Linked DNA regions of Homo sapiens: regions 1, 2, 3, 5 and 6 are each linked to region 4. A link is a loop called in an ENCODE intact Hi-C map of the cell type or tissue named here. Cell type or tissue: B cell. All regions are shown on one strand. Region 1 overlaps ANKRD44 (ankyrin repeat domain 44). Region 2 overlaps ANKRD44 (ankyrin repeat domain 44). Region 3 has its middle 13 kb from the start of ANKRD44-DT. Region 4 has its middle 56 kb from the start of SF3B1. Region 5 overlaps ANKRD44 (ankyrin repeat domain 44). Region 6 overlaps ANKRD44 (ankyrin repeat domain 44).

Region 1 (5,000 bases), 290 kb before region 4:
TCACATATTGCCTTGATTTTAGCACTGGTGTATTGTCTCATCCTCCCCACTGAACTGCAAGCTCCTTGAGGGTAGGGATGTTGGTTAATGGGAAGAACAATGCAGAATCCGAATCCAAATCCAAATCAGAAGCCCTGGGTTCTGGCATTGGCAGATGTGCAAGCTGGCCTAAATCACATCCCCTCTCTGGGTCTTGACTTCTTCACCCTTATTTCAACAAGAACTTTTAAGCTACTGTGCCCTACCTAAGGTCCTTCTAGGTCTAAAATTCTGTGTATATGTGTAAATCATTTAGTTTCTCTCTCATTAGTTGACTTTTCTCCTCTTTAGTTAAAAAAAAAGAAATTTTAAATATTTTACCTATTGGATTGCATATGTTTTAATTAGACTGAAAATTATCAGGTAACAACCTCATGACAGAGCCCAAAGATAAAGGCTGTAAGGTCCTTCTAGGTCTAAAATTCTGTGTACATGTATAAATCATTTAGTTTCTTTGGACTCAGCTTTCTCATCTATTAAAAGGGGTAACAGCATCCCCACATACCTCATAGTGTTAGTATCAGAAAACACAAGCACCTCGTAAAGGGCAAGACTACAGAAATATAAAGTAATTTGCTGTACATTACTTATTTTTAGCTCTCGATTGTTCAGCAGTTTTTCTGGTATGACCAGCTGATAGTCAAAGAATAATAAACAAATGATCAGTTTTCAAGTATAATTATTTCATATTTTATAGTCAACTTATGGGCTCTCTCACTAGTTGATTTTTCTCCTCTTTGGTTCAAAAGAAATTTTAAATACTTTACATATTAGATTGCATATGTTTTAATTAGACTGAAAATTACTAGGTAAGAACCTCACGACGGGGCCCAAAGATAGGGAGAAAATGATACCCAGTTCTTGTCCTGAGGAGGCTCACAGTCAGGTGGGGATGTCAGAGACATGTGAACCAGAGCAACTCCATCTTGAATAAGGGCTGGGTAAAATGAGGCTGAGACCTACTGGGCTGCATTCCCAGATGCTTAGGCATTCTAAGTCATAACATAAGACAGGAGGTCGGCACAAGATACCGGTCATGAAGACCTTGCTGATGAAACAGGTCACAGTAAAGAAGCCGGTCAAAACCCACCAAAACCAAGAAGGCAACAGGAATGACCTCTGGTCATCCTCACTGCTACACTCCCACCAGCCCCATGACAGTTTACAAATGCCATGGCAACATCAGGAAGTTACCCTATATGGTCTAAAAAGGGGAGGAATGAATAATCCACCCCTTGTTTAGCATATAATCAAGAAATAACCGTAAAAATGGGCCACCAGCAGCCCTTGGAGCTACTCTGTCTATGGAGTAGCCATTCTTTTACTTCTTTACTTTCTCAATAAACTTGCTTTCACTTTACTCTATGGACTCGCCCTGAATTGTTTCTTGCGCAAGATACAAGAACCCTCTCTTGGGGTCTGGATGGGGACCCCTTTCCCATAACAGGGAGAGACACAAGGAGTGAGAGTCCATAAGAATAGTGTGAGGTACTCTGCAGTCATGAAGGATTAGGGTGCTAGGGGAGCAGAGAAGAGGGGCATGCCATCGGTGCACAAGGAGGTGTCACTGACATGAATCTGAAAGGGCGGGTAGGAGTTGCCTTAGACAAGTTGGTAAGAAGAGAAATTTGTGGCAACCCCAGAGAAGGAGGGTACATGTAGAAAGGAAGGGTAAAGAGATGCAATGGGAAAAAAAATTATATATATACATGAAAAATATATATCCATGTACCAGCTAGCATCATGGCATCATTTACTTACATAAAGGACCATTAAGGTAAGAAGAGTTCTATGACCCATTGGTGGTGTGTGTGCACTTAATGTTTTAAACATGTCTGAAAATTCATCCCAAGATGAAATGTTCAATACATATAATAAAATATTCTAGATCTTAAGACTAGGATTTATGTGTTCCACTCTGCTAGAAACAGAATTTTCCAAACTATATCCATGTAGGAGTTTTGTTTTGTCTTTTAACTGAAAAAAAAAAGGGAGACAATTGGCACATCTAAACAGCAGCTGTGAGTGGAGATGCTTTCTTTGTGACTTGTTATTTGCTTTGTTGGCAACCTCTATGAGAAGGGACTTCCTTCCGAGGAGGATGGAATCCCCCCAGCTAACTTCCCGGTTTACCATTTCAACCTAACTTGATTACTACATAGACCACTCCCAGTTCCTCTTATTTAAGCACTTGAAGCACAACTCTCTGATTACATACCTCCCACACTTGTCCTTTTTATGGAAATCTGCTCCGCTGCTCTGCAAGAGTTTTATACATTCCACATTACTAGAAAGACAGGGAAAACATCATTAAGATGGAAGAGATCAATTACTGGCCTATCTTCAGCAAGAGCTATTTTCTGCAGAGTACAGGACCAGATGAAAAGATAGCTCCTGGTCTAAATTCCGCTAATAAAAACCTGAACATACTAGAGTAATGACATATTGTAAGGATCTAAAGTTCCTATGATTCCTTTTTCAAAGCTAATAAATCAATAGATTAAAGAGCTTGGTGGAATATTTTTAATTCCATGACTAAGAAATTTAATGATTATTACATGATTAAACCCTCCAGTGATGGTTTCATCATTTATCCTAAAATTCTTTTTCCAAAACCGTCAAGAGTTTATGAAACAACCACTTAAACCTATAATAATTTCATGTCACCTTTAAACAATGAGCCAGAGTGGATGGGCGTTACCTTCTATCACAGCAGAATGAATTCACCATGATAACCACTTTCAACCCAGATACTCCTTAATAGAAAATAAAACAACTGTATTTCCCTGTCTTTGTAATTTATGCAAATAAATGTGCAGAACCAAGGCTGAAAATGATGTCATGGAGCACAGTGATCTTCCATAGCTTCTTTATCATTTGCAGAAGCAATAAATCATATTTAGTAGAGAGAAAAGGACCCATCAAAGTGATTTTTCCTATTAAAGGGCATGTAGCTAAATAGTAATTCTAATAGGAATTTCAGACATGAATCTGGAATTGTATGTTGTCACTTTCTGTACAGGTCTGATATTTTTTAAATGTGAGCATACAAAAGAGACAATTGTCCATCATTGTTCTAAACTTAGGATGCTAGAAGTGGCCTGGAATTATTACTATAACTTAAATAAGAAAAATGATCTCAATGATAAACCTGAGCAGGGCTCTCCTCACCCCACACCCACCCTTTATAGCCACCTTCTCAGAGAAATAGCTCTTTCAATCATAACATGTAAGAACTTTTTAAAATAAGTATGTGTTGGTGTAGCATGCCAGCTGATATAAAGCACCTGTCTCTTACTGAATGATGCCAAAGGATCAAGGGTAGTGGCAGATCCAACTTGTGTGGCTCATGAAGCTCATACAATTTGGGGGCTGAGGTAGGGGGAAGGGGTCTTTTTTAAAAATAATACAAAATTATGAATACAAATTTAGTTATAAGAATTCAGAAGGGACTCATGTAAATAAGGAGCCCTAAAGTGTCACCATTTATCCACCTCTGATAAATAGGTAATGCCTTTGGTAATATACAAATGACAAATGGAGAAGCATTACTGTTCCTTAAGGACCAGGAAACTGATTAAGAACCAACATCTTCCCCAAACAAGGTCATCCAAGAGATGCCATGTTTAGTCAATGTGTGGTCACATATATCAATGACATTGATCAGAGCTTCAATCTTACCACTGGTAAGTGAAAAGAAAGTAGCTGATGAAAAATTCTCTTTACAACTTTAAAAAAAGGTAAGGATTAAATCACTTCTTGCCTGTCTTTTGGGTTTTCTTGACCTATGTTCACATTTAATCATTAAAAGACTAAAAATTAGATTTGAAACAAGGACAAAAATGTCTGTAAATGAACATAAATTAATTCAATCTTTGATTCTCTTGATTATCACCCACATAACAGCAACAAAAGAGGAAAAACCTAGGAACAAATTTCAAATTATTGTCTTTTGGTGTATGGGGTAACTGATATGTATTCTATAGCCTGAAAATCTATAATTTAAAAAAAGAAAAGAGAAAGAAGAAAACAAAAGAAGAACTATTTGCTATTTGAAATGGGCTAATAATTTTTCTTTGGTGAAACAAAATGCTTGTGATGTGGAAATATAACATAGTGATATTTGATAATTAGTAGAAATGATTCTTATTTTACTAAGGAAATTGCCTTTGATTCACAGACAACTTAAGTCAAGTCAATAAAGATGAATTAGTAACTCATAAATTAACTAGAATTGGTAACTACTCACCCTCCTGCAGCAGCAGCATGAAGGCACGTTCTTCCAAATTTATCTGGGGTGTCTATTTCAAAGCCTGCAGACAGCACGTGCTCATTACTAAACAAGGATACTATGCTATACTTTTGTCCTAGTTAAACCACAAGAAACATTGCAGAGACAGAAAAATCAGTTAGTAGAAAAACCAGAATGCAAGCAATTGTAGTCAGAAAGAGGTTGTCATGGAAACGAATGGGAACTGCTCAAGCTTGGCAATTTTATAGGAAGAACCGTGAAGTCAAGAAGGATTTATTTTCACATTCAGCCCTGGGTGAACCACAGTCCCATTTTTTAATCCCAGGATAGAAATTTATGAAACCAATTTGAGATAAGTAGGGCAATCGACAGGCAGATAGAACTCATGGACAAAACATAGAAGCAAAGGAATAATCTTAGCATGCTGGAACAGATTTTTTTCTGAAGTGTATTTCAACCTTTCAGTTGGTTTAAGAGTTGGGAAACATGCTTGCATGCAGGGATTATTTTTTAAACATGCCAACAGCAGTGAAAGCAGAATCAGCCATAGGTAAAGTACTTAAAGGAAAAAAAAATGCCTCTGGGATATCTCATGAATTAATTCATAAACAATCTTTGCCTTGCAGACCTCTACCATTTTTGAAAGCCCAGGAATTTCTTAATATATGACAGTTGGCAGAGGTAGTGATAAGAAAGATTAGCAAAGCTC
Region 2 (5,000 bases), 190 kb before region 4:
CATAATTCTCCATCTGCTGTGCTCATGGCCAAATGCTCATGTGTGCATTTCTGCCTTTTTGGACCTTAAAAGAAAACAAGCAACAAACCTCCACAACCAGAGAACGATAAGTAGAGGCAGTGTCTGACAAGATTTTCATGTTAAATCAGGAGTAGTCAATCAACAGCTGAACAGTTAAGATTCCGGGGAACAAACCCAACACAGTAGTTAATGCACCACTACTTAGTCACTTTAAGGGAACATAATGAGGTGAGCAGAGTCTCCCAGTTGCGAGTGTACGGAATACATACATTCTGTTGCATTCACTCCGTCCTCACACTTCTGAAGAAAGGCAAGCATTCCAAGCTATGGCTGGAATGTTACCAAGGAGAGGCATCCCAAAAAAGCTTCCAGAGAAGGGCGCCAGCACAGTCCTCAGCAGGGAGTGGTGCCTCTGGGACTAATGCTGCTAAAAGCTACTTTATAGAGAATTGTCAAGGCACAGAATCCCCAGGAGCCATTAGGAAGAAGAGGCTGAGCTATCATTATAACTCTTCCAATACTGAAGTCACATATATGCATACATATGCACCTAGGTACATATGCATACCTATCTACACTCAGGCATGCATGCATAGAGACACATGTTGAGTCATACACAAACCCCTTCTACTTCCCGTGGAATAAAAAAGCAGCTGTTCTCCACATCCCAAAGCCTTGCTATATGGACATCTCTAGCTCAACTGTGCCATGTGGCTACTGAGACATCGCCTTCACAATTATGAATTTAAGCATCATGGGATTTCAAACTAGAACTTCACAGATAACGTGCTTTGCTTCAACTGAAGCTGTGTGTTTGTATGGATATAATTACTGAATGGAATGCATAATGATTCTTGAGCAAGTAATATTTATTTTTTAAATATTATGACTGCTTCTTCTTTTTTTCTCTCCACACTCCCAAAAACATTCCCAGAGAGCACTTTGGCACTCCTTTTTGTTGGAATTTTAATGAGATCCTGCTGTTTTATTTTTCCCCAGGTAAACACTTAACCTAAGAAAAAATATTGGGGAAAAGATATATCTAAATACTATATTATATGATGTTTAAGGCAAAGAATATTCTAATTACAATATTCTTGCTCATAAGTATTAAGGACATATATTCTGTTGTTCATTAATTTGGCAACCATCATAACTTTTGCAGCTTTTGTCTTAACTTAAATAAGGCTTAGAAGCAAAGTCCTACCTGCACAAGAGCAGAGTCCCAAGCCTTGGCATATACAGATATTTCTTTTTAAAGTTTCACACATTTTAGCACTAGCATATATAACACGAGTGCTTTGTGTACAGTAGGGTACAGAGTTGAATAAATACAAAATTGTAACAAGGGTCAAAATTGAGAAAAACAAATAGTGGTAGGAAAAAAGGAGATTCAGATACCATGAAATCATTGATCATCATCCCCTAAAGAAATTTAAATTCCTAAGAGAGGTATGCAGTCTTTTTAGCTTCAATTGCTAGAATTTTCTTAGCATGCTTAGCAGCTGCAAAATGATTGTCAGTGCTGCAGATATTGGTGCAGTGCCTCTGGTAGATTCAGAAGACAGAAGGACACTTCCTGGGCCAAATTTACCAAAAGCACAAGTGGGATTTGTTGTTCAGATGGGACCTGTCCTTGCCTTCAAAATCACCAACAACTAGCCCCCTACTACCTTTCCAGGAGTGTTGACGGCTGCCTTCTAGAGGTGAATGTCTGCCAAGCTGATGACACTTGACCCCTCTAAGATAGAAATGGGGAACAGAAAGACCCCTTGATCTTATAAATTTTGTAGCTGAACTTGCTAACCCTTGGAACTGAAATCTAATCAGCCGAAAGCCACTTTCTCTACCCACATCCCCTATCGGCACATCCAATAAAATATTCTGTTTTTATTCTCACCCTGAAAACAAACTGGGAAAATACCAGACTTCCAAAAATAAAATGCTAAATCAAATATGTACTAGGGATAGTTATTCTCAAACTTTGAAGTAGAGTCAAAATTCCACTAGGGGGAGCAAGATGGTAATTTGTTACCTGGGAGGTAAAAGCAAAGGTTCAGGATGTGTAATTAAGGAAGTAAGGTAATTGAAAAATCCACTTCATTAAAAACATAAAAGAACTCAAGCTTCTGAAAGAGTTCTTAGTCATAAGTAAACATGCACACCATGCACATACTAAAACAAACAAACAAAAAAACACCAAACACAAAAAATTCCTATTGATCCCTGAGGATCCAGGTTTTAGAAATAAGAATAAAACTATCTAAAACCTACGTGCTAAGGTATCATTTTCATCATCTGTGAAATCCAATTCAATTATTATGTCAATTCCATGAAAAAAATATGCTACTGATGTCATCAGACACACCCTCCATTTAAGAATGAAGCCCATCATGGGTTCTACAAAGAGAGCCAAGCTAGTTTAGAGTATCCACTCCATCCGGCTATGAAGTCATCAATGCCCTCCCACATCCCGCAAAATCCCCTAATGAAACCACCATTTTGATTTTTGCTAAAACCACTGTATAGTATATTTCACTTTCCCTTTGCCAGAGTTGCATGCTCTGTACTAATGAATTGGCTTTGGAAGATAGGCAGAGTGACAGAGGCTGTCATTGAGCATTGGTAACTACAGTCAATGGTAATAAGCCCAAGCAGCATCCAGGGATGCTCCAGCATTTCATTCTAGATCCTGGTGTGTTGCTTGTGTTTTTCTGATTAGATCGGGAAAATAAAGACTCCAAGTCTAAAAGAAAAACATTTTGCATTCCAATCAGAAATGGGTGTTGGGAATCAATCAATAGCCAAGAAGGAAAATTTGATATTCCTAAACATCTGTCCCTCCTTGAGCATTCTGAGTACATATGTCATTAAAGTAAGATGGGAGTGTGTTATCAGTAGCTGATAGCTGATACAGCAATAATCTAGCCATATGAAGCCATCAACTTATATGAACAAGCTGAAACACTTCGTTAGGTAACAACTGTTTTTTGTAGGAGCCAGTGCTTGCACTTTTGTGAAAGGATAATAAAAATTTGTTCAAGTCACTAGATTTAATGAACAAAACCTGCTAACTGAATTCATGTGAGTTCTGCTGTATGATCTCCTGCAAGGATTTCATTGAGTTCTTCCTGAATATAGATCACCCTTTACTTGAGAAGTTCACTCCATCCCAGAAAGATAATGATTATCATAAAATCAAAATCTGTTCCTCTTAAGTACCATAAGGACAATACAAAAATATACTGAGTCCTTATAAATACATTTTTTAAAAAATCAGGGAGTGAGGCAGGACTGCATGTCTGAAAATGTCTCCTACAGGCTATGCTGCAGAGTAAATATATATAATATTTTCCATTACTATTAAAAACAGAAAAAACATAAAATTCCATGTTATAGTCATGCCCTCCAAGTAGCATATTTGTTAACTCTATATTTAACATTATGAAAAAAGAATTACATCTAATTAGAAAATGGAGAAAATTAATTTATTACCTAATCTTTTCCCAATGAAAATAACACATGGGTACTGACTATGAAATAGTTACTCAAGGACCAACTACCCCAATTACCCAATTTTTGGAACATTTAATCCTTTGTTGCTCCTTCCTTTCCTGAGATTCTCTTTGGGTGTTTCTCTGCTCTTTAATACCACTAGTTATCACCCTCACCCGATGGCCAACCCAAAGTAAAACAAAATTCAACTTTGTTACCAGTTACAGACAAAAAGTTGGGCCAAAGGAAGTGATGGAATAACAGTATCAGTTAAATTGAAATCTGGAGGCAATGTTAATTTTTATTGATTAAAATGTTAATTTTTATTGACCTCCTTTTTTTCCATAGTAGAAAGATTAATGCTATGGTATCAGACTGACCAATTATTAAATCCAATCCATTTCCGTTTCAGTTTTCTCATCTCTAAGATGGGGTTACAATAGCCATTTTATAGATGTGTTTAAAAAATAACGTAACGGCCAGGCGCGGTGGCTCACACCTGTAATCCCAGCACTTTGGGAGGCCGAGGAGGGTGGATCACGAGGTCAGGAGATCGAGACCATCCTGGCTAACACGGTGAAACCCCGTCTCTACTAAAAATACAAAAAAAACTTAGCCGGGCCTGGTGGCGGTCGCCCGTAGTCCCAGCTGCTCAGGAGGCTGAGGCAGGAGAATGGCGTGAACCCGGGAGGCAGAGCTTGCAGTGAGCCGAGATCGCGCCACTGCACTCCAGCCTGGGCAACAGAGAGGGACTCCATCTCAAAAAATAAATAAATACATAAATAAATAATAAAAAATAACACAACATATGCAACACCCCCAGCACGGGGCCAGATGCCTGGTGTGCACGCAATAAAAACAGGGATGATTGTTTACCTTAACAAGCTCAAAAACCTTCATAGACAAGTACCTTTATGTGCATCCTAAAAAAGGAAAAATAAGAGATCTTGAAAGATTTCCTAAAATACTACAGAGTAAATAAATTGAGTTAGGATTATAACCCACTCAACACCACCTCTAAAGCAGAGGGGCCCATCATATTGGGAGAGAAGCTTTTACAGGCCTGGGAGCAAAAATCAAACTGAGCATGACTTGGCCTTTGTTACACTCAGCAACCTCGAAATTGTCACACAGTCCCTCTGTACTCAGAAGTCTAATCTATAAAGCCAATAACTCACTGAACTAATACATCATTTCTTCTTGACTAATCAAAAGGTAACTGCATATATTCATGCCAGCTTAATGGGACCTGAGATTGTAATTTTACTACTTAAGGTTGTCATAAATACATGTAGTTACACCTTTCTTTTGTGATCTCCTGATAGACACAAAGGAAATGAATTCCCTGTTTGGAGCTGTGACGAAGTCTAATGATTTGCCTGTTAGTGACAAAGTTGAGACTAGAACTTAGTTTTCCTGATTCTCGCAGCTTGGTACTTTCTCTCACATGTAATATAATATATATATAATTCATGATCAGAATT
Region 3 (5,000 bases), 55 kb before region 4:
ATGAAATACACCATACTCTGTGAGTCAGCACATGTAAAGCGCATGTAACAGAACCTGGTACAAAGTAAGTGCAAGATGAATGTTAGCTATTATATCTATGATATTAAAATGTGAAAAGATGACACCTTAGAATTGAAGAAATACGGTTTTTTAAATCAATATTATAAAGTTACTTTTAGTGTTGATTTGTTGAAATTTATTATCTTTATCCCAGGGAATGCCTTCCTTGGCTCTTGATCCTTATTTTCCTTGACCTGCTAACAAACTTATAAACAGTATCATTCGATTAAATATTTCATTGTTTTATTTGCTATTGATCATCTATTCTCTTTGTTTTATGGGTGTTAGCCTTCCATAATTTCACATGCTTTGTTTTTTATATGTGTTGTTTTTCTCATTATAAACTTCTAATGGGTACTAGACATGCCTTACACTTCTTTGCATGAATTCGATAAATAATGACAAACTGCTTGATTTTAAAAGCATGCAATTGGAGGCAATATTAGCTGGCAATTCTATTCAATATATACTAAGTTTTTCTGTGAATGCCTACTTGTAATCTCACCTCCTACAGAAAGTATAAAAACCAACAACAGAAAAAACAATTGAGAAATAGAACAAGTAGAAGGAGTAAGTTAGCCAGGCACAGTGGCTCACATTTGTAATCCCAGCACTTTGGGAGGCTAAGGTGGGAGGATCACTTGAGCTCAGGAACTTGAGACCAGCCTGGGCAACATGGTGAGACTCCATCTTTACCAAAAATACAAAACTTAGCAGGGCTTGGTGCAGTCCCAGCTACTTGGGAGGCTGAGGTGGGAGGATGGTTTGAGCCCAATAGGTGGAGGCTGCAGTGAACTATGATCATGCCATTGCACTCCAGCCTGGGCAACAGAACCAGACCCTGCCTCAAAAAAGAAAAAAAAAAAAAAAGAAGTAAGTTATTACAGTGCCTCCTCTGAGGCATTGCTGAAATGAATATTGTGTTTGTTCTGTATTAAAACTTCTGCATTTTACTGTGGTTTTAAAAATGTTATTCCATTTATTTTTAACTTCTTCAGACAGCTGTCCTGGAAAAAATAAAACAGTGGAAGGTGAGAAAGTAAGATTCACCATAGAATACAAAGGGATAAAGGAGGGAGGAAAGAAGAGAAGCTGCAAAGAAATGTAGATGGAAGCACCAAGCTCCTTTAAAAGAGAGAAAAACCCTGACTGGGCATTTTAGCATGCAATTATGGTCCTTAAACTTCACCAGGACACTGTAGAGTCTCAGCAACCATTCTCAACCTTCCTGCAGAAAATTGATAGCCCAAATTCACATTTTTTTATTTTATTTTATTTTTGAGACGAAGTCTCACTCTTGTCGCCCAGGCTGGAGTGCAGTGGTACAATCTTGGCTCACTGCAACCTCCGCCTTCTGGGTTCAAGTGATTCTCCTGCCTCAGCTTCCCAAGTAGCTGGGTTTATAGGTGTGCACCACCATGCCCAGCTAATTTTTGTATTTTTGGTAGAGACAGGGTTTCACCATGTTGGCCAGGCTGGTCTCAAATTTCTGTCCTCAAGTGATCTGCCCACCTCGGCCTCCCAAAGTGCTTGGATTATAGGCATGACCCACCGCACCAGGCCCAAATTCACAAAATTTAAATGCCCCTCTTTCTTCTCCTTCACAGCCAAACTTCTCAAAATAAATGTCTCTTTTTTTCTGATCTCCACTTCCTCACCTCCTCCGCCACTCCACAGGGTGCCCCTGAGCCCACTGTCCTGAAACCACAATGACTCTGATCAGTTCCACACAGGTCCATGCTGACAACACTCTGTCTTAGACCCTCATTGTTTCTCCCGACCTCCAGTCCCACCAAGCTGCCTGCTTCTCTCTCGGATGTCTCAAAATCACCTCATACTCAGCATGTCCAAAACAAAAATTAATAATCTTCCTCCTCCAGTGTTCCCCCCTCCTCGGTAAATGACACCACCCTGGACCCAGTGTTGATCTAAGAACAAATGCTGGGGCTCACACTTGGTATCTCCGTTTCCCTCTCATCTCTCACATCCTGCCAGTTACCGAGTCTTGTCAATCCACGTTCTTTAAATCTCTTGAATCTGTCCCTAACTCTGATCTTCCTGGACCTCACTCCAGGCCAGTCTCATGTTTATCTACTGATTGGAAGGCTGATAAGCATTGGTTTCTTCTGATCTATTCTCCACCCCACAGGCAGAACAATCTTCTGAAAGACAAGCCTAATCAAGCCACAACCCCTCCAATGGCTTTCCATTGCCTTCAGCCTGTTTACAAACACCTCAGCATGCATGATGTTCAGAGTCCTCACATTCCCCACCCATCATTCTTCTTGCAGAGAAGCCACATTGCTCAACTCTGGGGGATGCCATTCCCAGCCTAGTCTGTGAATGATAACTGCTGGAGTAGTGCAGTGCACAATCTGTGTGCCTAAACAGGGCAACCTTGCCTCCGTGTCACACTTTATACACTGTGCTGAAAGCAGCTCCCCGATGCATATTTCTTCTCTCTCTGAGCCTTTGCATATTGCTGTTTCCTGTTTATACTTTTACCCACCTCGATATCATTTTCTTCTGGTTAATCTTGTACTTCAGATCTCAGTTTAGATATCACTAACCCCATGAATTTTCCCTTACTCACTTCACCTCCCAAGTTTGGATTAGGAGTATCCCTAAGGTTTATGTTTAGTGCCCTCTGCTTAACCCCTATTATTGTATTTATCCCTTCATCCTATAATTGCCGGATTACTTTTCTGTCTCCCTCTTTTAGGGCATGGACTGTGTTTAATCCACCTTGATGTTTCTAGTTCATTGTATAGTATCTGGCACATAGTAGATACAGAGCAAATACTTTTGAATGAATGTAACTTTGAGTAAATAATTTAATCTCATCAAACCTTAGTTTACTACTAGTCAAATGAGGCTAAGGATGCCTGTCCTCAATACCGTGGAGAATCATATAATAAAATGTATATGAAAATGCTTTGAAAAATGGAAAGAAATACGTAAATGAGAGAGAAGGAGACTGAACAATTGGTATGGCATTATGATAATGAGAAAGTGACAAGGAATGAGATGATTTTCTGCAGAGAGAAGCAAGAGAGACACATTTCCACCCTATCATGTATAAGAACTAATGCCTGTGCTGCTGAAGTGAGTGCAAATTCTGCATCTTATTTCTGAACTAGGATGAGAAGCCAGAATGTTTCAAAAGGTGGGAAATGAGGAATGTAGTAATCAAGCTACAACTTCCGCTTATTAATTGGTCACACAACCAGTGCTGTATATTGATTTATATGTCATATACATAATATATATCAATTTTGTCACACATATTAAGATATATATGTTATTAAGATCAAGTTTCTGATATTTGTTCATTTATTTAATTAATTAATTTTTGTAAAAAAGACCAAGTTGCTGAAAATGGTGAACGAGGGGCTCAGATAGTCAAAGAATAAACACAGCCCTTCTTCCTTGGGCATCAGTTGGATTTAATGATTCGGGGAATTAAGTCACTTAACTTGGTAGGTAACTTGAAGCAGTATTTTCATATTTACATAAGCAAACAGATATAGTATGGCATGGAGTGTAACATTTGCATACATCTTTTAAATCAACCTGAGACCCCACGCATTTTGTGTTTGCAATGGACCTCTCCACACTATCTCCCTCCAATCCACCCCTCACCAAACCTTCACACTCCCAAGCTCTAGGAATAAGTCTTTATTCACTTATGCTCTTTGAGGGCCTAGGAAAAGTTTAATAAGTGTTGCTTTTAGAAGTTTGGTGACCTTCTATGCTGCTGAAATGAAACAAAAACAGAAACCTGGCTCAGGAACTCTCACAAATGTGGCTGGTACACTTATATCCAGGGTCAAGTTTATAGTTGATTATTAATTTGTGGGTCTGCTTTCTGTTCCTAGCTTACCCATTAAACTGTTGAACAATTTTGTAAATATTGGTCACTGGTCCCCAGAAGAATCAAAAATTTCTAAATATAGAGGAATTAGTGCTAACTGTCCACAAGAAAATAATTCCTTTTGTTTTGTTTTGTTTTGTTGAGACAGGGTCTCACTCTGTCACCCAGGCTGGAGTGCAGTGGTGCAATCTCAGCTCACTGCAACCTCCACCTCCCATATTCAAGCAATTCTCCTGACTCAGCCTCCCAAGTAGCTGAGACTACACTACAGGAGCCCGCATCAAGCCTGGCCATCAAGACTAATTTTTGTAGTTTTTTGTAGAGATGGGGTTTCACCATGTTGGCCAGGCTGGTCTTGAACTCTTGACCTCAAGTGATCCACCTGCCTTGGCATCCCAAAGTGCTGGGATTACAGGCATGAGCCACCCCACCTGGCCAGAAAGGAATGCTAAATTCATAATTCCTTGCTGTTAGGACACAGTGGCATCATAATCTTTGTATATAACGGTCAACACATTATATCTAAAGGAAGGAGAGGGGCCGGGCGCAGTGGCTCACGCCTGTAATCCCAGCACTTTGGGAAGCTGAGTTGGGCGGATCACGAGGTCAGGAGATCGAGACCATCCTGGATAACACGGTGAAACCCCGTCTCTACTAAAAATACAAAAAAATAGCCGGGCGTGGTGGCAGCTGCCTGTAGTCCCAGCTACTCAGGAGGCTGAGGCAGGAGAATGGCGTGAACCCGGGAGATGGAGTTTGCAGTGAGCCGAGATCATGCCACTGCACTCCAGCCTGGGCGACAGAGCGAGACTCCGTCTCAAAAAAATAAATAAATAAATAAAGGAAGGAGAGAAGGGAACTAACATTTATTGAGTCTCTACTATGTGCCATCCACAGTGCTAGGTGCTGTAAATTCCTCACCATCTCTCCCTCACCACCCCAGACACAGTTAATCCTTTGTACAATGTCTATACCTGATATAAGCACTTCTATTGGACTTTCCACTTTAAACAACAATGAGTTGTCTGTTTCCCACTCTAGTGTAGACTCTTCGAGGGCCAGGCTC
Region 4 (5,000 bases):
TCACTGAAGAATGAGCACCCCAAGGTGCTCCAGCAGCACCTGGATAAGGGGATTCTCTTCTCAGTACTGCCATTAACACTCTAGGTGACCCGCAGGCCCGGGATGTCCCTGCTCTGAGTCTCAACTAATTCATCTACCAGGAAAGGTGTCTTAATACCTGTCCTGTCCCTTAAGAGATTCCTGTCTGTATAAGCAGGATGAATCATGTGAAGCCATAAATGAGAGTAGGGAGGAAGGTGAATTGAATGTAAGAGGCTCTGAGTTATTGTTGAAAGAAATGGCCAGGCTCTTACTAACTGCCAAGAACCCCATTTTAAAATCTACCTCTGGGTCAAGCGTTGTGGTTCGTGCCTATAATCCCAGTACTTTGGGAGCCTGAGGAGGGAGGATCAGTTGAGCTCAGAAGTTCAAGACCAGCCTGGGCAACATAGTGAAACCTTGTCTCTATAAAAAAAAATTAAAAATTAGCTGGGCATGGTGGTGTGTGCCTGTAGTCCCAGCTACTCAGGAGGCTGAGACGGAAGGATCACTTAAGCCCAAGAGGTCAAGTCTGTAGTGAGCCATGATCACGTTGTGCCTGTATACTCCAGCCTGGGCGACAGAGCAAGACACTGTCTCAAAAAATAAAGATAAAAATCTACCTCTGAGGGCCGGGTGTGGTGGCTCACGCCTGTAATCCCAGCACTTTGGGAGGCTGAGGCAGGCGGATCACTGGAGGTCAGGAGTTTGACATGGGCTGACCAACATGGTGAAACCCTGTCTCTACTAAAAATACAAAAATTAGCCGGGCATGGTGGCACAGGCCTGTAATCCCAGCTACTTGGGAGGCTGAGGCAGGAGAATCACTTGAACCTGGGAAGTGGAGGTTGCAGTGATCCGAGATGGCACCATTTCACTCCAACCTGGGCGACAAAAGCATAACTCTGACTCAAAAAAAAAAAAAAAAAATCTTCCTCTGAGAAGTACAAACAGAACCTGACAGTATTGGAGGCAGAAATCTAAACACAAACATAGTAAGAAAATAGGAAGCTTCATGTAATGTGCTATGCAATGCTAGAAAGGAGAACATGAGGGAATTCCTGCTGAACTATACTAGGACTCCTAGACTAAGGCAGAGACAGACATCAGAGAACCTTAGGATACCCTGCAGACCTCTTCTGTATTCCTGGTTTCAAGGTGACCATGTGGACTGAGGGCCAAATTACTGCCAATCAGATCTAGCCCACCTGTGTGTCTCTTACCTGTGCAAACCCATGGGCAAGCATATGGACTCCTCCCTCTTTTCTTTCCCCTGCTCTCCTTTGCATAGTTTTAAAGAATGGAAAAGTAGCAGATTCCCTGAAGTTAGTTGTGGGATATAGTACGTGCCTAAGGTGATCATGTTTCTGAATGCAAATTCCCCATGGAGTGTATTTATGGGACAATTGGGTGTCATATATGACTTAGAAACTCCCCTAGAGAACTAAGATGTGAACAGGCCAGAGATGTTCCTTCAATTCCATGTGCGTGTGCCAAGCACCTGCTGCCACACACCAGGCCTGCTGGGCACTGGACGTAGGGACAGAAAGCATGAGCCTGGGCCCCCAAGGGTTCATGCCATAATGGGTGGGGCAAGGAGGATTTCGGTTCTGGCTATTTGCTTTCATTATTATCTCAACTGCTTTCATTGCTTTTTGGTTTTTTTGTTTTGGTTTGGTTTGAGATGGAGTCTCGCTCACGGCTCACTGCAACCTCTGCCTCCTGGGTTGATGTGATTCTTGTGCCTCAGCCTCCTGTAGCTGGGATTACAGGCCCGTGCTACCACGCCCGGCTAATTTTTGTATTTTTAGTACAGACGGGGTTTCATCATGTTGGGCAGACTGCTCTTGAACTCCTGACCTCAAATGATCTGCCTGCCTCAGCCTCCCAAAGTGCTGGGATTACAGGAGTGAGCCACCATGCCTGGCCTAGGTTTATTAAAAATTATTATTATTTACTAAGTCTTTTTTTTTCCAGGATGATGGGGATGAGGAGACAATAGCCCCAGCATCTGGTCATAATTTGTAAATCTCGACATTCTCCCTAACACCAGCTGGAAATATTTCATGCTCTAGCATCGTTTTACAAGTTGCTGGCAAAAAATAAGCATCCATCTTATTTAAAGACTGTAATAAAATGAGAAAGATGGTTATTTGCCTTATTTTTTGTCTTTTTTTTTTCCTTTTATAAAAACAGTTAGTTGTTTGCGGTGCCTTCAAAGAATGTTAAGTTAATAAAAGCCAGCCTTTACCTTACAATCTTTATTCAACAGTAAGGTTTGTCAGATACCAAGGGCTGGTTTCTCCCAAAAATCATTAAAGGTCTGGCTCCAAAGGTGTGCAAGCCACCAGTTAACCGGGGCCAGCCTTTGTTTTCCTAGGCTCTGCTGCCCCCTGTCAGAAGCTAAGAATGTTACAGGAAATAGAATATTTTGAACAAAGGTTTTCACAGAACAGCAGTTTTACGCTCTGTCAGGTGATGAAATAGAATACTCTCCCACCTTGTGAATGAAGACCATTGAATTATTTGCTTAAAAATATGCCTACTTGCTTGGCTGCCTAGAAGTTCTTGCACAACTCCCAGCAGTAATAACCTGTCTGAAATAATTCAGGCGGCGGCTGTCATTCACTGAGTCCGTCTGCACATGTACAGGGAGCGGCAGATGGGTGCTGGGGGCGTGAGTTGTGTATCCATTCACAGACCATCGGGGAAGACGACTGAACAGATGACTTCCACGTCGTAGAGCAAGGGAGAAGTGTGTGCACCCCAGGTGCTGGGGGAGCACGTCAATGCAGCACTTTCGCCAGGGGGGTCCTAATGAAGTCGAAGGAGTCCATTCTCAAAGAACTAGCGGGGACCAGCCAGCTGAAGGGGAAGCAAAGGGCTTTTCTGGATAGTAGCAACTGCATGTGCCAAGGCAGAGGCCCCTGGAAGAGGGTGGTAAGTTCTGGCAATAGCAAGAGGGGACTGAATTATACTCTGAGCACCCCAGCTGCTACTCCGCTGCCTGGCAACTGCTGGTCCCCGGGCCACTTCATCTCCCATTGCCTCAGTGTATGGCCAGGTCAGAGGCCAAGACAAAGGCAAGCAAAAGGGCCCTGGAGGGGTATCCAAGGCACACTAAAGTGCTGGCGGTTGCCTTGTGTTCTGCATGCATTCTTTTTTTTTTTTTTTTTGCTTTATTAAAATACTGAGTTTTATTTCACATGTATATTTTTGTCTCCCCACCATTTCCACGTCTGACCACCGCTACTACTATGTCCTATCATAACATTCCATACATACTTAAAACCAAGCAAAGGGTGGAGTTCCATCTTTAAAAACTAAGCAGGCATTTTGGACAACACATTCTTGGCAATGGAACCTGGACAACATTTATCAAACATGGTAGGGAAAGTTCTCACTCTGCATTATAAAAAGGACAGCCAGATATCAACTGTTACAGAAATGAAATAAGATGGAAATTTTTTAACAAATTGTTTAAACTGTTTTCTTAAAGAGACTTCCTCCACTGCCAGAAATCTTGAATAGCCTCCTGCTCAGTCATCCAGAAGCAATTCTTCACATAACTGATGAACTTGGCTTCCACTTTGGGAAGAGAACCACATTTTTCTATACTTGCTTGCATTTTTGCTTTAATGTCTTCTACAGAACTAGGTCCTTTTAGGTGTTTTAGGAGTTTTTTCCTGTTTTTTGAAGGATTCTTGTCCTTTTGATCTTGGTGTTGATGATGGTTTTGAGTCTTTTCCATTCTGATTTGACTTTTGTGCATTTTTGGCTCGAGTATCTTGAATAGATTTCTTCACTGGCGCTTTTTCTTCAGCTTCCTCATCATCAAAGTCATCATCATCATCTTCATCATCGTGATCTTCGTCATCATCTTCTTCATCAGCAGCAAGTTTTACTTTTTTCTGTGGAATCTTGCTACCACCTCAGACCACTTTCCTGATATACGTAAGAGTTTCACATCCTCCTCCTCTCATCTTCTGACTTTGCATCTTCCTCCACAGCTACTAAGTGCTGTCCACTAATATGCACTGGCCCTGAATCACACTTGAACCTTAACACCACTGGTGATGTTATTTCAAAGCCCCCAAGGGAAACCGTTGGCTGTACAGACATTTTCTTTTTTTTCTTTTCTTTTTTTTTTTTTTTTTTTTGAGATGGAGTCTCGCTCTGTTGCGCAGTCTGGAGTGCAGTGGCGCAATCTCGGCTCACTGCAAGCTCCATCTCCCGGGTTCACGCCATTCTCCCGCCTCAGCCTCCCGAGTAGCTGGGACTACAGGCGCCCGCCACCATGCCTGGCTAATTTTTTTTGTATTTTTAGTAGAGACAGGGTTTCACCATGTTAGCCAGGATGGTCTCGATCTCCTGACCTTGTGATCTGCCTGCCTCGGCTCGGCCTCCCAGAGTGCTGGGATTACAGGCGTGAGCCACCACAGACATTTTCAAAGTTGCCAGTGTTACTTTAATTGGACTGCCTTCATCATTCATGGCCTCTGCTTCAACAATGTGCAGTTCATCCCTTGCACCAGCCCCTAAACTGACCGTTCTTAAAGATAACTGGTCTCATCTTCATCATTATCCACCTTAAAGTGATCATCTTTGTCGGCCTTTAGTTCACAACCGAAAAGATAGTTCTGGGGCCTCAGGGGGCTCATGTCCATGTCCATTGAATCTTCCATCAGATGGTGGCACGCACTTAGGTGGGAGAGAAGGAGGACGGAGATAAACGAACGCTGCTCCAGAGAACAGCCACGCAGGACGGAATCACACCAGGGATGTTCTGTATGCATTCTATCCACATCCACAAGAGTTCAAATATTTTGCTATCTGGCCGTGCACAGTGGCTTACGCCTGTAATCCCAGCACTTTAGGTGGCTGAGGTAGGTGGATCACTTGAGCCCAGGAGTTCGAGACCAGCCTGGCCAACATGGCAAAACCCATCTCTAAAAAAACACAAAAATTACCCGGGCATTGTG
Region 5 (5,000 bases), 210 kb before region 4:
GCTATATTGACTTCTTGCAAATACCATTTAGGAACCAAATATTTTCTTTTCAAGATAAATCAAGTCAATTCTTATGTGATATATAGTGTCCTGAGAGAAATTACTTTGTCCAAGAATAAAAGCATAACATCATAAGTGACAGGTCTAGTTTTTAAGCTAATAGAAATTAATATATGTGGTATTTTTGTTTATAAATCAGTCTGAGTTTATACTGTGTGAATCATTTTCCCAAATTCCAGTCACTCTTGCACTGTGCTGAGAAAAATCAAGCCTCCTCAGGTGATGTGTATGCACATCAAAGTTTGAAAAGCATTAGCTATAAGGTAGAAATAAGACATTTGCCTTTCAGCAGCGCCTGCCACCAATCAGCCAAAAGAAAAAAAAAAAGTCTTTTTGAACACATACATTTTTATTCTTTCATAAACTTCATATACATGCCACTATATTATCATATTTAATATGCAATAAGATACACATAAAATATACATTTTAATTTTTTAAAAACAGATTGAAGTAGATATTTCATTGCCCCCAGTGGATCATCTGGCACACTTCCTAAGATGCCTATATTCCCCTTTTTGGAATCTACATACCTTACATCAAGGATCTTATCTAAGAGCTAGACCATCTATCTTAGATGGGTATCTTCCAATCATCGAAGACTTCCCAGAACCCAAATCAAGAATAATTTCTACAGTTAAAGAAAATACTGTGTATTGTTACTTTGTCAATGAAGCCCACCAGAATGCATCTAAGAGCAGGGGTTTTGGGAAATCTACATCCAGGTGATGTTTTTAAATAGTTCAAGACCATTCTTCTATGTCTTAATTTACAAACATTCTCTAATAAGCATGAACTATACTTGGTTGCTTCACCTCCCGTGGCTGGGCATGTGGAAGAAACTGAAAAAATACTTGTTAACTGCATGACTGTCTTCCAGCCAAAGTGATGATCTTTGTCATCTGGTTTCATGCAAAACATGCAGATTTTCCCCTTTACCATACTCTTCTTCCCTAAGAGTGAGACTATCCCAGAGGCAGCATGTTGAGCAGAGCCATCTCTTTTTATCTAGCATTCTATTGGGCAGAACATGAATTTAGCTACCTGTAACATATAATTCAGAGATTCAAGAGTTTTGCAAAAATGACTTGTCTTTGGAGCCTTGAGCCGCCCTGTCACAAGTTCAACAACCTTGTGGCTGCCTTGCTGAACTGAAGCCCTGGCCACATGGAAAGGCCACATAGAAGTGTTCAGGCTGACAGCCAGCATCAGCCACCGGACATGTGAGTGAAGTCACCTCTAGATGATTCCAGCCCCCATCTGTCAAGTCACCCCAGCTGACAAGTCTTTCCACAGAACAGAGAAAAGCTATCCCACTGTGCCTGTTGGAATTCTTAACCCACAAAATCCATGAGCATCATCAATTGGCTGTTTTATGCCACTAAACTTTGGGGTGGTTTTTATACTGCAATAGTAAAAGTCTCTGTGAGATTCTGAAGTGCTCTCTGAATTATTATAGAAAGACAACATTATGTTTAGTGTTAAATGGCCTTATTTATTTTCAAACTCAGGGTAACCAGGCAGTCATTGATTATTAAAATATACAGGGGACTCTAACAACAAGATTTATTAAACCCCATCATCATTTCCTTTGTGTACCAGCAAACAGCCAATTACTACATGTGCAGAATAATGGTGGCAATTGTCACTTTGCTGTCCCCTGCGAAGCAACTCTTTAGTTCTGTCTCCTCTCTCAGAAATGAATTGCTCCTTCTCCTCCTCTAGCTCTTCCCCTTCTTCTCCCTATTGCTCAGGCTGGGAACTCAGGACTCATTTTTAGATGCTCTCTCTTCCTTGCCCCTCACATTGAATCCATCATCAAATCCTGAGTGGTCTACCTTCATGACACACTTGGAAGCAATCTGCAGCTCTCCCCATGTAGAGGTTAGAAGTACCGTAATCCATGTGAGTGGCGCCCCCTAGAGCTCATGAGTACATGGCGTCATGGCCACTGCAAACACCCTACTTCAGGCACATCATTTCTGCCCTGACCCCAACTATGGTCTTCCTGCTGCTCTCACAGCTTCTACTCTCCCTGTCACAATCTGTAATTCACACAACACCCAGAGTGACTTTCCAAAATATTCTCCAGAACATTGTGCACCTAAGTGGAATCCAAACTCCTCGCTCAGCTCTGATGACCGGCCCCTTTCTTGTCTCCTCTCCAACTTCCTTTTCTACCACCTTCCCCCTCCTTCACTCTCCTTCAGCCACACTGGCCTTAATTTTCTTCTGGGAAGTTGCACTCTCTCCCCTAACCCTCCTTGGGGCCTTTGCTCCTGTCTTTATCCAGCCTGAAACATTCCCCCCAATCTTCTCATGGCCCCCAATTTCTCATGGCCAGTCTCAGCTTAAATGTCACTGCCACCTCAAGAGACCTTTCCTAACTACCTTTTGTTAGTATCATAGCACACTTGGCTTTCTTCATAGCAGTCTTCTCAGTTTATAAGTACCTATTCATTCATTTCCTTTACCTGTTTACTTCCTTTCTCTCCAATACACTGTAAACTCCTGATGCAAGGACCAGGCCTGTGTCCACCACTAATACAACCCCAGCACCTGTCATGGTGCCTGACACATAGCAGATTCTGTCAGTATATGTTGAGTGAATAAATTTACTTGCATACTATGTAGCAGTGGATTGTGATACCCTACTCCACTCCCACCTCCAGAACATCTGTTTTCCTCCCAGTTGACCACGGACCAATGGTTCTCAAAGTGCAGTCCCCAACCAGCAGCATCAGCATCACCGGAACTTACTAGAAATGCAGATTCTCAGGCCCCACCCTGGACCTCCCAAATCAGAAGCTCTGAGGGTAAAGCCCATCAATCTGTATTTTAACAAGCCTTCCAGGATTCTGATACACACTCAAGTTAGAGAACCACTGCCACAGACTATTCCAGAGACTCTAATTCTAGAGCAGTATGTCTCGAGGTATATTCCACTGGCTCTGAGGGATCATCCCAGCTGTTAAAAATTTTTTAAAAAAAAGAGGGAGGAGGCCAGGTACGTGGTTCATGCCTGTAATCCAAGCACTTTGGCAGGCCATGGCTGATGGATCTCTTGAGTCCAGGAGTTCAAGACTAGCCTGGGCAACATGGCAAAACCCCATCTCTACAAAAAATACAAAAATTAGCTGGGCATGGTGGTGTGTGCCTGTAGTCCCAGCTACCTGGGGGGCTGAGGTGAGAGGTTTGTAGGAACCGAGGAAGTTGAGGCTGCAGTGAGCCATGATTATTCCACTGCACTCCAGCCTGGGCGATAGAACAAGACCCTGTTTCCAAAAAAAAAAAAAAAAAAAAAAAACTGGGAGGCATTCAAAGCCAAATGACATTGAGAAACACGGTGTTCAAGAAAGTTAAACAGATTCCCTTATGGCAGGAATTCTCAGAACCTTTAATATGACAGTTACCTTGTAAATCACTAAAATACAAGGAAATTTGTGGTAGAAGTGCTTCCCAAGTTTACTTGGCCACAAAACTCCCTTTCTTTCCCTCCTAAACACTTGTCAGACTTGTTCTGGACTCTGAGAAACACACTTTGGAAAATGCTGTCATAATGTAGTCTTCCCTAGAGAAAATCTTTCTAACACCATTCCAATTCATTGTGCCTAGAGCAATATTAATAATGACTGAGTCACTGGCAGCAACTTCTTTAAGCTTTGTGCATCTTTATCTTTCTTAGACTTGAAAATAAATGCTTAATGCTAAACACATTTTCATATGTCTTTTTAATATCAGTAAAAAGATCAGATTTTTGTTAAAGTCTGAAATGTTCATGAAGGCAAATATGGAAGGGTAGAAACTGGTGGCAATTTCAAGTTGAATTAAAATGAGATGCAGAGTTTAGAGTCTCTTTCCTGTATTAGAGTAGGCAGCAGTGAGATTCTCTATTTAAATTGTGAAAGTTTCTTTAATGAGCATCAGAGAAGCGGCTTCATGTTTGGGGCACTGGAAGAGCCTTAGTTTTCTCCCCTAGTTGATGGGGCCGGGGGTGGTGGAGATTCCCTGATGATGGAGTGGCAAACTGTGCAGGTAAATTATTGGTCCCAGCTGACAATCAGTACTTGAGAAGGCTGAGGCAGCTTAGAAATAGGAAGTTAAAATATTCATGCCAAGCATCCAGCGTTTGTTTAATCAGGGCTAATGATTAGTTTCTTAATGAAATTTTACAAGCTCAGTTGAACACAGAAAACATTTGCTTCTCTAAAAGCAAACAGGTCTGTTTCTATTATAATCAGACATCTGAACCACAGAAGACCCCCAGCCCTTAGGAGTACAGAGGTGAATCTGTTCAGGAACTTCCGAGTTTTCTTTGAAGATGATAGTGGCCAAAGAGTGATGGGAGAAGGAAGCTGGCGATCAACAAGATTTGAAACTGCAGGATCTAATGCCACAGACCCTGACATAAACTTTGGGCAGTTGTGCTAAACACAGCAGCTCTCAAGTAGAGGGACAGATGATCAAAGGAGCTAATATAGTCAGTGGTTATGCTAGAATGTCTGTTTGGGAGGGCTTTGGAGTGACAGTCTAACTGGAACTACTTTTACATTTCTGGCAGGCTGTTCTTACTTAGGTTATATGAGAAAATTAAATAAAATGAAATTTAAAATTCAGTGAAACAGGAGAAGGAAGGATGATTAGGGAGAACAAAAGGGATTTTTAGATCAGTGAAACTATTCTGTATGATATTATAATGGTGGATGTAAGATATGCACTTGTCAAAACCCACAGACTGTACAACACCAAGACAGAATTCTCATGTAAACTATGGACTTTGGGTGATCGTCAAGTGTCGGTTTGTCATGATGATGTTCATCGATTGTAACAAATGTGCCACTCTTGGGTGGGATGTTAATAGCGGGAGGAAGCCAACCATGTGTAGGGGCAGGTGGTATAGGGGAAGTCTCTTAACTCTGCTTAATTTTGCTGTGAACCTA
Region 6 (5,000 bases), 270 kb before region 4:
TTGAGCCTACATAAATACATCATTTCCAATTTCAAAGCTCATGCTCTGTGCCTGACTCCAAATTGACTGTGAAACTGTGGCTTTATGTTTTTACTATTAAGGTGGATGTTGATGACATGTCTGATGAACAGTTTTTAGCAAAGTACATCAAAGAATTATGTAATTGCATGCTTACTAAAACTCCAAAACAGGGCATCGACTTTCATATGCAGGTGACTGACAGCCAAATTCACAACAAGAAACTATCGAAATAATGACACTACTGAAGCATCTCTCTTACCATTCTGAATGAGGGTCTGTGACCGTGTGAACCTTCCATGGACAGCTGTCATGTGCAGTGGACTTTTGCCATCTTTACTCTAAAAAAAAGAGAGGGAGAGAAAAACAATGGAGGTGCTCATGAGCCAGTGACACCCATCTGAAATACCCCTATGGACACTCCTAATAATGCCCTGAAAACATTCATTTATTTATTTATTTTTTAAGTATGATCAACATGAGGCTGCAGTGAGCTAGGATTTTACCACTGTACTCCAGCCTGGGTGACAGAATGACATTCTTCTAAATAAAATAAAATAAAAGTATGATCAACAATTACAAGAGGCAAAGATAATTTTGAAAGGAAAAGATAAAATGTACCTGACCTCTCAAGTTATTGCATAACATCACATGTTTTAAAAGCTTAGAGAAACAGTTATCTGAAACCTTTATTCCTCTCCTGTGATCTACTGGAGAAGGAAGTTTCCTTCAAGGTGTTTTTTTCAACCTTTGTCTATAGTACACAAAAAAGACAAATGTGTTACCTTGCATGGTATTCTTTAAGCTGAAGCTGACCAAATGGCTCTGAATCACTGCAACTCTTAAAACTGACCTGAGGCCGGTCGTGGTGGCTCACACCTGTAATCCCAGCACTTTGGGAGGCCAAGGCAGGTGGATCGTTTGAGATAGTTCAAGAACAGCCCGGCCAACATGGTGAAACCCCATCTCTACCAAAAATACAAAAATTAGCCAGGCATGGTGGCGCATGCCTGTAATCCCAGCTACTGGGGATGCTAAGGTGGGAGAATTGCTTGAATCCAGGAGGCGGAGGTTGCAGTGAGCCAAGATCGTGCCACTGCACTCCAGCCTGGGTGACAGAGTGAGACTCTGTCTCAAAAAAAAAAAAGAAAAGAAAACTGATCTGGAACCCTCTACTATTCCCTCCATTATAATTCCATTTAAAAAAAAAATCACTTTTAAAATAAAATAAAACAAAAAAGAAAAAATTTAAACAAAAGAATAAAGAAAAAGAAAAAAACAGAAAAAAACAAAACCATAATTTTTTATTGTTCCAAAAGAGAATCTCTTACTTTACTTAACTCATTAGAAGTCACAGGACTAAGGCATGCAACTGTTTAGGAAACTGCCTTTTGAATGACCAGCTGGGAATGTGTGCTGAATTCATATATTTGTTACTATTCATGATCGAAATTATGAAATTTCCTGACACAGATTAAGCCAAAACACAGAAAATGTACAACAGCTATATACCAATCATCATTATACTAAATACCAAGATACCATATGTAACTAAGAAATAGTAATTTACAGAATTTCTTCTGAAAATAGGCCCAAAAGAAAATATTACTGTTATTTTAGAATAAAAGTATCCCCAATAGAGAGAATGTATTTTCATCCAAGTATTGTTATCAAAAAAATCTATGTAACACTTATTTTTATAAGTCTCAGAGGAAAAATTTCTCTAAGTCTGAGATTAAAATACGAGGTTTTAAAAATGCATGTTCATTTTGTGATGAAATCCAAATGCCTGTATTTTAAAATGACTGTTTTAAAAACTCCATCTTGGAAAACAAATAATAATTTAGGTAAGTATTTCTTAGAGTGGACCAAGGACTGCCCACGTCTGAATCACCCAGGATTCTTGTTAGAAATATGAATTCTGGGCCAGGCGCAGTGGCTCACGCCTGTAATCCCAGCACTTTGGGAGGCCGAGGCGGGAGGATCAAGAGGTCAGGAGATAGAGCCCATCTTGGCTAGCACGGTGAAACCCCGTCTCTACTAAAAATACAAAAAATTAGCCAGGTGTGGTGGCGGGGCCTGTAGTCCTAGCTGCTTGGGAGGCTGAGGCAGGAGAATGGCGTGAACCCGGGAGGCGGAGTTTGCAGTGAGCCGAAATCGTGCCACTGCACTCCAGCCTGGGCGACAGAGCGAGACTCCGTCTCAAAAAAAAAAAAAAAGAAAAAAAGAAAAGAAAAAAAAAGAAAGAAAGAAAAAGAAATATGAATTCTGTACCTTAACCCTGAACTACAGAATTGGGGTAAGAGGGTCCCATTTTTAACCCCTGCTTTGGACTGTGGGCTAAAATAGGTTATAAAACCAAGGTTTTAACACAAGCATTTTATTATATTCTATAAGTCTATTCCTTAGAAATAAAAAAGGAATTACACATAGTCTGTGCCAAGAAAAAAAAGTTAATTAGAACGGTAAGTTCATCTTAATTGAAAAAAAAAAACATGTATCATTATAATTCAATATTCTCAGGTAGATGTGGGAAGAAAAGAAATAATAGGATCTTTTCTCCATCTTCTATGAGTATAATCTGAATCAGAACAGACTGAGAAAGGAGAGCTGAAGCTTGATAATACTTTTAGAGGAAAAACTGGAGCAATCAAGAGAATGAGATACAAAACCATCGCTGACCATGAGACATACTGGGAAGGAGAGCTCCTAAAAGTTATCTGATTCCAGAGCTAGGCCTTAGTTGTCGGGACTGCACACAGTTCCAAGGACTGAAACACCTGGGAACTACTTTGGAATAAGGATTTAAAACACCCCCTTCCAATTAAAAAGTGATGACACTTCAAAATAACTAAGGCGAGAGAAGGCAGAAATTGTGGAGTTGGCATTAACTTGTCCCTAGGTGGTGCTATTTCTTTAAATTTTGCTCCAGTGTTTTCTCTTAATATGAAACCATAAGTAATTATTAATTAAATATATCTAAAGCTATAAATACTTCAGCATTTAGAAAATATCTTCACAATATTCAGCTAAGCAATTTTCCATGTCTATAAAAGAGCTTAAAGGCCTTACCAAGGAGTAACCACCAACTTGGTGGTAGCTATCTAAGTTGCAGGCAGAGAGACAAAGCAGAAGTGATCTCTGAAGTGTGTGGTGGGCAAAGCCAGGCCCATTTCAGGGATAGCAAACACCACAACCTTCTTTTCTCTGAGAGTGCTTGTGCACTTGTAAAGGGACAAGTAAATGGAGATGACCAAAGTTAGGTAAAATGCAAAGAACAGCCATATGATCAGTGGTGACAATTGCTTTGCATCCATCTTTGCAGATCTTTGCCTGGGTTCATCTATAGCCTGAGTCCAGGCTATAGCTGATATTTTTTTCTTCACATAGGGAAACAGGTAGATAAGGTGGGGAAATTGGGACAGAAAGCATTAAGAGTATCATGGCAGCCATTTTGGGACAACTTTGTTCACATGGTATGGGTGTAAAGGGAGCTCATTATTTCAAAAAGCTATAGAAAACCAATGAAACTCAAAAGGATAATACTTTTTATATAATTCTTAAAAGTTAGAACTCAGAACATTAAAGTTGAGACTAGGGAACCCTACTGAGTTTCATGATCTGAGAAATTGAAATTTATCATGCAGGGGTACTGGCTGTTGCTACTATTCCTAGAATTGCACAAAAAGATAAAACATTCCTTGCGTTCTCAAAAGAGAGAATATGTGCAATTCTTCCATCTATTCAAAGCTTTTATGAAAATTTTTTTCTTAATTTCTAGTCTCCCTCCAATTTTCTAGCTACATTTTCCCATAGAATTTAGGGCTTTGAAATTATTGTTATTTTGATAATCCATTTAATTAAGCAAGAAGCACTTCTATTGAGTTAGGCATAATCAAGCCCTAAGTCATAAAGGAAAAATACTGAGGATTAAAATATTTACAACAAATATTAGTACTCTTTCAGGGCAGAACTCAGCATTGCCTAAGGAAGATTAATCTTTGAACTAAAAGCAGTGTTTATATTTTCTTGACCACCAGTCTCCTCAGAAATCCATTCACTTTTTCTTTTATTCCTAATGCCTTCTTTCCTCATCTTCCAATATCCCATATACGTTCCCTAAATTTACAGACATTGTTGTTCCCCAGGGTCTTGAAAGCATAATGTTCTCTGTGGCATGGTACACCCCTGGGGTCACAGAGCTCAGTGGCCCTACTACAGAGCAATAAAAGCTCTATGGGATAACATTAAGTCCAACCTGCGGTTAGGGGTGGGGTCAAATAAGGTGAGAAACCCAATAAGTCTTCCTAATTCAATGCAAGAGCCTCCTAAAATACTGGTGTGAAAAAGCCACACATTGTCCAATTTATTTTGTTTTGTTTTGTATGGTTCTAAGGGCAAGAGAGATGGAACGTGGTTGGCTCACTCATTCCTCTCCTTTCCCTTACTTCTCCAACGTTCTAAGTACCGTCCCTATCACTGCCTACTCTTGCCCATTCCAGTTTCCACCTTCAACTTCTCCAACACAACCTATTCCATAATTTGGTCCTGGTACATATAGAGAAGGGAACTGGTCCACTTCAAGCAGACATGTTTCAACTCCCATCTCTTAGAGCTAAATGATCTAAGAGCCTGCAGACAGAAAAGAATTGAGACCATGCACAGGCTAAATGTCAGTGAACAGGAGGTAGACAACCTGGCAATGGCAATTTCTGAGTCTGTCTTTCTAAGTTGTATCCAGCACAGCTCTATGTCTAGTGCCTTCTTTAACGCTTACTTTGAATGCTTGCTAAAAGAGCCTTGAGATGCTACAGAAATTACAATGTAGTCTCTAATGGAAAAGAAAAAATATTTTATACTTTCTCATGTTCTACCTATTTACAAATTATAAGTAAACCATCAATTGATTATTGTATCAGTAAAGTATATCTTTATTTTATCACAATTAAACTCATATCATGAAGTCAAAAAACAGGACCAGA

Evidence for each region. Peaks named below come from ENCODE experiments on the same cell type or tissue, not always from the same donor. Only the 100,000 strongest peaks of a DNase experiment are listed, where the experiment ranks them.
Region 1: a loop joins it to region 4, with 2.2 times the contacts of the local background. A loop is called at or near these places in 9 of 110 quality-filtered maps.
Region 2: it touches region 4 in a loop (12-fold over the local background); 85 of 110 quality-filtered maps call a loop at or near these places.
Region 3: a loop joins it to region 4, with 2.9 times the contacts of the local background. A loop is called at or near these places in 32 of 110 quality-filtered maps.
Region 5: a loop joins it to region 4, with 4 times the contacts of the local background. A loop is called at or near these places in 5 of 110 quality-filtered maps.
Region 6: a loop joins it to region 4, with 17 times the contacts of the local background. A loop is called at or near these places in 100 of 110 quality-filtered maps.

What each region holds. Positions count from the first base shown.
Region 1 is chr2:197,084,423-197,089,422 of GRCh38, forward strand. ANKRD44 (ankyrin repeat domain 44) reads right to left here. Exons shown (of 28, transcript NM_001195144.2): 12 at 4,289-4,352; 13 at 2,258-2,326. Among named protein-coding and RNA genes, the nearest start is that of ANKRD44-AS1, 110 kb to the right of the region's middle. In B cell, no CTCF peak of the experiment used is centred here; a DNase peak (open chromatin) is centred at 2,159; H3K27ac peaks cover 4,905 bases.
Region 2 is chr2:197,189,605-197,194,604 of GRCh38, forward strand. All of the region lies in intron 1 of ANKRD44 (ankyrin repeat domain 44), which reads right to left. Among named protein-coding and RNA genes, the nearest start is that of ANKRD44-AS1, 5.9 kb to the right of the region's middle. In B cell, CTCF peaks have their summits at 2,013 (motif pointing right) and 2,220; DNase peaks (open chromatin) are centred at 2,037 and 2,397; H3K27ac peaks cover 3,216 bases.
Region 3 is chr2:197,321,142-197,326,141 of GRCh38, forward strand. No RefSeq gene overlaps it. Among named protein-coding and RNA genes, the nearest start is that of ANKRD44-DT, 13 kb to the left of the region's middle. In B cell, no CTCF peak of the experiment used is centred here; a DNase peak (open chromatin) is centred at 2,390; H3K4me3 peaks cover 1,398 bases; H3K27ac peaks cover 656 bases.
Region 4 is chr2:197,376,190-197,381,189 of GRCh38, forward strand. It overlaps the pseudogene NPM1P46. Among named protein-coding and RNA genes, the nearest start is that of SF3B1, 56 kb to the right of the region's middle. In B cell, CTCF peaks have their summits at 2,389 and 2,589; a DNase peak (open chromatin) is centred at 2,402; H3K27me3 peaks cover 323 bases.
Region 5 is chr2:197,166,848-197,171,847 of GRCh38, forward strand. The region is part of intron 2 of ANKRD44 (ankyrin repeat domain 44); the gene reads right to left. Among named protein-coding and RNA genes, the nearest start is that of ANKRD44-AS1, 29 kb to the right of the region's middle. In B cell, a CTCF peak has its summit at 1,980 (motif pointing left); DNase peaks (open chromatin) are centred at 1,974 and 4,902; H3K27ac peaks cover 4,614 bases.
Region 6 is chr2:197,110,486-197,115,485 of GRCh38, forward strand. ANKRD44 (ankyrin repeat domain 44) reads right to left here. Exons shown (of 28, transcript NM_001195144.2): 9 at 281-359. Among named protein-coding and RNA genes, the nearest start is that of ANKRD44-AS1, 85 kb to the right of the region's middle. In B cell, CTCF peaks have their summits at 2,926 and 3,126; a DNase peak (open chromatin) is centred at 3,056; H3K27ac peaks cover 2,322 bases.